Regions from separate parts of the Mus musculus genome. Here region 1 is linked to region 2. The links are chromatin loops, found by intact Hi-C in ENCODE. Cell type or tissue: heart. All regions are shown on one strand. Each heading gives the region's core, and the rest is flanking DNA. Links, peaks and the distances in the headings are about the cores only.

What was found. A loop is a pair of places that touch in the nucleus more often than their neighbours do. Peaks named below come from ENCODE experiments on the same cell type or tissue, not always from the same donor. Only the 100,000 strongest peaks of a DNase experiment are listed, where the experiment ranks them.
Region 1: a loop joins it to region 2, with 2.8 times the contacts of the local background. A loop is called at or near these places in 4 of 42 quality-filtered maps.

The regions. Positions count from the first base shown.
Region 1 is chr3:89,861,410-89,865,796 of GRCm38, forward strand. No RefSeq gene overlaps it. Among named protein-coding and RNA genes, the nearest start is that of Gm46811, 8.5 kb to the right of the region's middle. In heart, for the core only: a CTCF peak has its summit at 2,421 (motif pointing right); a DNase peak (open chromatin) is centred at 2,422.
Region 2 is chr3:90,075,578-90,079,964 of GRCm38, forward strand. All of the region lies in intron 2 of Tpm3 (tropomyosin 3, gamma), which reads left to right. Among named protein-coding and RNA genes, the nearest start is that of Tpm3, 5.1 kb to the left of the region's middle. In heart, for the core only: CTCF peaks have their summits at 2,035 (motif pointing left) and 2,799 (motif pointing left); DNase peaks (open chromatin) are centred at 1,554, 1,894 and 3,974; H3K4me3 peaks cover 1,515 bases; H3K27ac peaks cover 1,557 bases.

The sequences.
Region 1 (4,387 bases), core at 145-4,144, 210 kb before region 2:
ATGACTCACTTTGCCTTCTGATACGTGTGTACAAAGGAATAGGACAACAGATTCGAAATAATTACATTTAAAGCTGCATTACTGCACTTGCAGATTAATCCAGTTGACTTGTCAAAGAGTGAACCGGTGTGGTAGAGGCAAGAAAAGGCATCCACTGAGAGCTAATTAACAGCCTGGTCTACATAACGCATTCCAGGACAGTCTGGGCTACATGATGAAACCCTCTCTCAAAAAAGTAGAAATAAGTTAGACAGAGACAGAGAGTTAACAAAGATGTGCTCATTTTGGATTATTTTAAACTGAGTTTCCACCTAAAACATCGCTTCTACAACCCTTGTCTTTTAAAAACAGAGTATCAAGCTTTAGTAGAGGGTACCGTGAGTCACCTCATACCTACCATCCCCTCCAGGACAAATGTCTTTGGGAGACTTTGACTCTAATCGCTTTGTTCCCTTGCTGGGTTTCTTTGGTTGGTCAGTTTTTTAAAATAAAGATGGGTTTACATTTGCATCCTTGGGCAGGGCCCACACTTGTTTTCTCTGTGCTGTTTCAATTTTAGTGTGTGTGATGCCCAATTGGCTGTTAAAGACTCAGTCCGGCTACGGTGCCCAAATTAGCCTTGAACTCCTGGGCTCAAATAATCTTTTTGCCTTCCAAGGAGCTGGAACCACAGGCCTGTGTTGTGCCTGGCCTTCATAGACAACTGCTCTGAGACAGTTTAACCTACTAAAAACACAGAGGGAGGCAGGGCACAGTGCGCTCACCTCTAATCCCTGCACTTGGGAGGCAGAGGCAAGTGGATCTCTGTGAGTTCAAGGCCAGCCTGGTCTACAGAGCTGGGTCTACATAATAGGAGATCCACCTCAGGAAACCAAAAAATGAAACAAAGACAAAAAGAGAGATGAGATTATAGCTTCTTAATGAAAAGTTTCCTTTCATTATAGAAACAATGCTCACGGAAAATGTTGCTACGTAATACACATAAAGGGAAAGAGAAAGCCCAGGTCCGCTTTGATTTCACAGATGTTGTTCTTAGGCCATTTTGCTGGTTGTAACTCAGGTCCGAGGCAGCTGTCCCCAAGAAGAGCTGCACAGCAGCCACCGGTCCCTGCACTGCTGCCGCAAACAGCCTGGCTGAGATAGTGCCCCACCCAACTCCCAGGACATTATCGTCCTTGGAAGAGAGGAAGAGCAGGAAATCAGGGACTCAAGGTCACTCTCAGCTTCAGAGAAAACTCAACGAGAAGGAGGAGGGGGAGGAAAAGAAAGAAAAGAAAAGAGGAGGAGAGAAAGAAAAGAGAAAGAGAGAGAGGAAGGAAGGAAGGAAGGAAGGAAGGAAGAAAGAAAGAAAGAAAGAAAGAAAGAAAGAAAGAAAGAAAGAAAGAAAGAAAGAAAGAAAGAAAGAAAGAACTTAGTTTAGGGATCTTGCTTTGGTTTTTGTTGTTGTTTTGGAAGCTCCAGAAAACCTCGTATTGTAGTTTGGTTGAGACACAGTAAAGCAGGGACTGGAGAGATGGCTCAGTAGTTAAGAGCACTGGCTGCCCTTCCAGAGGTTCTCCTGAAAGACCCACAACGTGAGGACTCCCCCATGTTCTGACTCAGGAGAGGTGACACCCCAAAATCACCCACAAGAAACGGGTCTTGCTGCAAATTGCAAGAGGATTTTTTATTCAAGAGCGCTCTCGGGCCCATGGTCATACACCACGCAGGGGTAGAGGACCGTGGCGCCCCGAGTAGCTGGGTAAGGGGGTATTTAAAGGAAGAAACCACAACTTAAGGAAGTGGGGAGGGCGTTGATGGAAGATACCAAAGATACCAGTTAAGAGTCACAAGGAAGTGTAAAGTTACAAGAGTCACAAGGAATACCTGGTAATTGTTAACTCTCAAGACAGTTTTTAAGAGCCCCCAACAATAGCACATTTGCATTGCAGGTTCTGGGTGACTTTCTTTGAATGAGCACTCTTTGAACCCAGGAAGCGGGTGGATGGAGGAATGTCGCTATTTCTTTTATGATTACCTTTACAAAGGCCACATTCCCAAGCCTGGGCCTAAAGGCCTAGAATTCTGTTTTTACGATGTTATACTTTCACTACCAGCAGCCTGAGGCAGCTCACAACCATCTTCAATGTGATCTGATGCCCACTTCTGATGTACAGACACATCTGCAGTCAAAGCACCCATATACATAACATACATCAATAGATCTTAAAAAAAAAATGGAAGAAAGAAGGAAAGAGACAGACAGACAGTGGAGCAAGGCTGGCTGTGGTAGCATACACCTTTAATCCAGCAGTTGGGAAGCAGAGACAGGTGGATCTCCCTGAATTCATGAACAGCCGCCTGGTCTACATAGTGAGATCCAGGACAGCCAGGGCTCTGACTCAACAAAAACAAGCAGGAAAGTAGAGATCCCGTCAGCTGCCAGAAGGAGGAAGTCCTGCCCTTTGAGTTTGGCTTGACGGTCAAGAACCAGTAAGAAAACCCAAAGTGTCTCAGAACTATATTTAGGCTTTAACTAGAATCCAAAAAAGAGATGAGAAAATAAAGAACCATGATTAACTTCAGGCTTCAAGTCAGAGTTCAGAGGGCATCTGGGTCCAGGCTGTTGTCCTAGGCCAGAAGATTGCATCAAGGACACTTGGCTAGAAATGGAAATAGTGATCGTTTATTTCAAGGGGAATAGGGGAGTCCTGAGAACACAAGTGGGCTAGAGTTGAGAAGGCCAGCCCATAAAACCAAGAACTTGTTTTTCTTAAAACTGGCTGGGTGTAACTCCCACAAGGGTCAGGCTGAGAGGCAAGAACTGTGAACTGCAGGCCAGCCTGGGCTACATAGCAAGACTCTGTCAAGAAAAAAATAAAACAAAAGTCTCCTAAGGGGCCCTCGGTCTCCTTTCATCTCTGGAGATCTAAAGGAACAAATCCCCCGTGAGACACACCCACAGGAAGCCAGTGGTGGAGACTCTTCCCCTTAAGTAAGACCTTCTCAGTAAGGTACTTTAAGTAACAGAGATATTTCTCAGAAATGGCTGTGATTTTATTCCAAGCGCTCCGCATGAACATTTCCGAGATTTCTGGGTTTTCCATTGACTTTAACCTTCTGTAAGAGCAGCCAGTGCTCTTAACCACTGAGCCATCTTTCCAGTCCAAGATTTTAACACATGTTATTTTATTTATTTTATTTTATTTTATTTTATTTTATTTTATTTTATTTGTCTGTGCCTGTCACATGTGTGCAGGTCCCCCCAAAGAGGCCAGCAGAGCTGGGAATGGAACTTAAGGGAAATAGTTAGAAACTTCCAGAATCAAAACTTTGTCTTCTGCTGCCTCTGTAAGATCCAACTCAGACTCTCAGGTTGGGCTCTTAAGGTTGTTTGCCCTCCTGTACTCCATGTGACAGAGCCCTGCGATCCCGGACAGAATGGGAGGCGTTTTCAAAGGTCCATTAAAGTGTATACAAACTAAGCATCAAAGTCTCACGGCAAGTCCAGAGGTGAAAGGGAAGCCCCTGGTTCAGTTTAAGGATCTAGCCGGAGCTGTGGTGGCGCACACCTTTAGTCCCAGCACTCTGGAGGCAGAGGCAGACAGATCTCTGAGTTCAAGGCCAGCTGTGATCTACAGAGCAGGTTCTAGGATAGCCAGGGCCACACAGAGAAACCGTATCTCAGAAAAACCAAAGGGGAGAAAAATTTAAGGAACCGATTTCTGTCCTTCCTCTCTGTGACCTCCCCTGGTGCTCAGACCTCTTCAAAGTCACCCCTGAAAGTGCTATGCCTTTGCCCGGGGGATCAGACTCCCAGTTGGCCGGCTGCCAGCCTCAGTTTAGCAAACCAAATGAGGACACAGGGATCCTTGCTGGAGAGAGTGGTTCAGGGTTGGAGAGCACACGGCTGCAGAAAGGGGCATCAAGGTCACCAACAGCTATGGGACCAGAGCTCATACTAAGGAAACAGCACCTGCCTTGGGGTGGAGAAGAACAGCTGTGCTTCGGGAACAGGGGTCCAAGTGAAGGGCAGTGGGTGCCACCCAACCCCAGCTTCATCTGAGTTGGGGGCCTTTGCACACTTCTTGCCACCAGCTGTGGCATGGCCTTGATAGAGACAAAACGACATGGTTCCTGCCCCTGGAACAGGGCCAGCAGGCGTGGGCCTCCACGAGAGTTGACGGCTGCTGTGGGAGTAAGGCTTGTTTGTATAATAATGAACATATTTTCATGTTCCTCCAAGGAATGTCCTCCCTGTTAACGTTAATGATTTCATGATAATCAGAGACACCGTGAGTCCAGGATAGGAAGGTGTGACTAATGTCTCAGCAAAATGCTAAACACTGGGATCTTCAGGACAAGAACTCTAAAGACATGTTCAGAAATGTATAATTTCTCAGCTATG
Region 2 (4,387 bases), core at 262-4,261:
AGTGCTCTTACCCGCCGAGCCATTCTTTAGCCCAGGCTGTCCTCTTTCAAAGTCTCAGTGTAGTGAGTGTTAGAATATACAATACCAGAGATTAGTGATGCAAATCTGGTGACAAGCACTAAAGGCAGCCTCAGTGTCTAAAAGTCTTGTCCGGTACAAGCTGCTCCCTCTCTGTTCCAGCACTACCTGGCTAAAAAAATTTAAATATGTAAAATTTTGTCTTATTTTAAATCCTCAACTTACTCCTGTCTCCTTTGTTACCTTCTCACATACTCAGTAAGTACCTCTCATTGATCCATACAAGAACAAGAAATTGACTGGGCAGGGCAGCAGAGGCAGGCAGATCTTTGTTTGAGGACAGCCTAGTCTACATGGTGAGTTCCAGAACAGCTATGGCTATAGAGAGAGAATCTGTTTCAAACAAAACAAAACTACAACAAATAAACAAAAAAGAGGGGGAAATTTGTTGAAACAGAAGCAGGAAGAAAGGCATCTTTTCTCCAAGTACCACCTGTGGGCTAAGCCTGCCACAGACTGGTTTTGGAAGTAAAGTATTATGAGAACACATGTCTAGTGTTTTTTTTTTTTTCCTGTGCAATAAAATAACTGCTATAGAGTCCACATGACCTGTAAGCCAGACATTCCATCTGGCCCTTTACTAAAACTTTGCTGACCTTTGCTTTGAAGAGAACAAGAAAGCAAGGAGGGTGTCTGTAGGAGCTGAGAAGAGCATGGACCAGGGAAGAGCGCTGAGGTTTACTTAGAGAACGAAGATCGGAATGTGTGCATCATTGTGGAGAGGGTGCTCTGTCTAATACAAAAAGGGCTAACAGCTTAGCCTCCGACCTTGAGATTAATAAATAAGTAAACAGGAATGAGGGAGCCAACTGCTACGTGTCTACACTAGTAGTTTGGTTATCTGAGAAGCCTTCCTGAATGTGTGGGATTTTTTTAGGGCTGCTTGAACAAAGAGAGGGCACTGGTGTGGCAAGGTCAGCCCAATCCTGTTTTTTCTTCCCAGAGTTTATTAGCTACTGTTATAGTTTTAAGTTGTAGCAAAATATACATACACAAAATACACAGGTTTTTGTTTTGTTTTGTTTTTCAGACTTATTTATTTCTTGTATGTGAGTATACTTCAGAAGAGGGCTTCAGATCTCCATTACAGATGGCTGTGAGCCACTATGTGGTTGCTGGGAATTGAACTCAGGACCTCTGGAAGGGCAGTCAGTGCTCTTAAACACTGAGCCATCTCTCCAGCCCCAAAATATGCAATTTTAACCATGTTTATGCTACACTCTGCTGACAGTAAGAACGTATTTATATTTTGTGTAACCATGTGTAAGATCCTTGTGTGTGTGTATTGTTTATATGTGTGTGCTTGCCTGTGAGGGTCTGGAGGCAGAGATAGGCATTGGATGCCTTCCTGTATATCTGTCCGTCTTGTTTTTGGAGCCAGGGTCTCTCACTGAGGCCAGCTGGCCAGCAAGCCCTGGGATCTGCCTGTTTCTGTTCCCCTGCCCCTCCCCCAGTGCTGGGATTGCAGATGCGCAGAGCCACAGCTGGCTCTTCTGTGCATGCTGGGGAACTCAATTCAGTTCCTCAGGTTTGTGCGGCAGGTCACCATCCCAGCCATAAGATGCTCTTAAGCCAAGATGAAATTAGAAGCTGTTTAGGGACAAATAGGAGAAAGAGGAATGCAAGGGGTGGGACTCTGGACACAAGAGTCACAACACCCTTTTTTTAGGAACAAGTGTTGGGAAGGATGAGGAAATAGGAGACAGGGATGGTCACAGACACCTGTTGGTATGCTGCATTGTTTGTCACTAGGAAAACAATAGCCCTGGTTGGTCTTCTGGCTGCCAATCCATCATGCCTCTGAAAGCTACCGGGAGTCAACTCATCTGCTTCCCTAGATCACAAGGAGATTATCTGTACAAAGGAACCGGCCTCTGGAATGCAATTTGGTGTTGTCTCAACTTTGATTGGCCTTGAGCAGGTCTAAGGTTTCAGGGAGGTACAACAGTGCCACCTGCTGGTCAGAACTCAGATGATAAAAATTTTCACCAGCAGCTCCTCTGATGAAACTTAACTCAAAACAAGCTTGAGAAATACTTAGGCCATCAAAACAATTTTCCTGCATGCCAGAACCTTGTCTTCTGTCTTAGTTCCTGGGGAAGTGGGGAGTAATCAATGTGTACAGGATACGCTGCTGAGAAAATTATTGTTTGTTCAAGTTTTTTTTTTTTTTTGTGAATAGTCTCATTGTTCAGCAATCTTTTTTTTTTCCCCAAAAGAAAGGAACAGCCTGAGACCTAGAACCAGATATAAGTGTTTTCTGAACCCAGAGACTCCACAGAGCTAAATCCTCAGCCCCGAGTTAATATTCTTAGTTCTAAATCCTCTCTATATCCTATTTCTCAAGGGAAGGGAAGAGGTTTATCAAAGGAGGGATTTGTCATTGTTAGTTACTGAGAAGGCAGTAGAAATCCAGAGAAATAAAGATGTGATAGTTCACACTTGAAATTTCAGTTCTCAGGAAGCTGATACAGAAGGACCCAGAGGTTAAGACCACCCAAAATTACAAAAGTGAGTTGGAGGCCAGTCAGGACCACCTGAGATACAATCGCAAAACACAAAAATAAAGCCAAGCAAACAAAAACTCGGGAAGCAGGAGCCAGAGAGATGGCGCAGTGGTCAAGAGCACTGGCTGCTTTTCCAGAGGCTCTGGGTTCAATTCCCAGCGAAGATAGGGTAGCTCACAACCATTTATAATGTAATCTGATGCCCTCTTCTGGCATGCAGGTGCACATGTAGATAGAGCACTCATACGTAAAATAAATAAATGAATGAATCTTAAAAAACAAAACAAAAGACCTAGAGAAGCAAAGGGAAAACAAAATAAACCTCTTTATAGTTGTGCTTCCAGAAATCCTGAATGGTAGGTCCTGTAGAAGTAGTTTTTAACTCATTCTTTGGAGTACCTGAAAGCCAAAGTAAAACTAATGAAAGTTACTACAATTTAGAGGTGAGATTCCACAATCGTTTTGCTGTTGCACCAAGGATATGTTAGAGGTGTAAATATCTTGTCTACAAGAGGGATTGCACACAGATATTAAATTACCAAGTCCTAAATCATTCCAGGGGTCAAAGAGGGTGACATGTTAACTGCTCATTTGTATGGAGTCTCTCAAAAGCTACAGGAGAGAAGCTTGATATTCAAACAAAACACCTAAGTCCCGAGCTGATCCTAACAGAATGCCAACTTGCCCATCTCTTCCATCTGGTAGTTCCTTTATTGACTTCCAGATGGGAGAGAACTGTCTCAACAGTTTTGGGGGTTGTTTTGAGACAGCGTTTTATGTAGCTCAGACTAGCCTTAAATTCACCCTGTAGCCAAAGATGACCTTGAATTTCTGCTCTTTCTGTCTCACCCACTAAGTACCGAATGGTACTTATGGATACGTGCCACTAGGCTAGTTTAAGTGCTCCTGGAGATTCAGCCCAGGGCTTCGAATGTGCTTGGCTAGTGCTTTACAAACTGAGCAATATCCACAGCTCCTCCTAATAGATTTTCAAAGGACCTCACTGGGACTCCTTGCAAGGTGAAGGCTAGAGTCTTCTGTCTAGGCTTGTCTCAGAACCTGGTTTTGGAATCTGTCCTAGACTGAGTAGAAGTGGAAGCACATGGGATATTTTAAATTGCGGAGCGGGAGCAGACGCAGTGGTAGGGAGGCACCGGATAAGAGAGGGGTCAACTGCGTAAGTGTTCACGACAGCACCATTTTAGTAAATGGGACAGCCATTGTTACGAGACAGCCTGGTGGGTGAGGCTAGACTATGAAGCGCCTCTCAGTTACTATGGTAGCCTTACCAAACCCCGCCCCCTTTACTGGACTAAGGAAAGACGGCCCTGAGTGGTCGCCTAGGGTTACTGGGAGGCTCCACCCTTCACTTTCTGCGGGCTGCCCGAGTGGACTGCGTTCCCGCCTGCTTGGCAGGGGGAGGACGCGCGGTGGCGGCGGCGTCACATCCCGGCGTATGAGTGAGTTCCGGTATTTCAGGGCGGAGCAGGCGGAAGTAGGGTGAAAAGCGGCTACAACGCCGAGCGGAGGAGGTAGGAACCTGATTTCCAGAAGCAGCTTGTAGGCACCATGGCCGGGACCACCACCATCGAGGCGGTAAAGCGCAAGATCCAGGTTCTGCAGCAGCAAGCTGATGATGCGGAGGAAAGGGCCGAGCGCCTCCAGCGGGAAGTGGAGGGAGAAAGGCGGGCCCGGGAGCAGGTACGCACGGAGAGCCGAGGCGCAGCAGGGAAGGGCTCGGCGTCCCTCTGCTGTGCTCAGCTCCATGGAGCCTTGGAAACCCGGACTAGTCATGGAGTCCT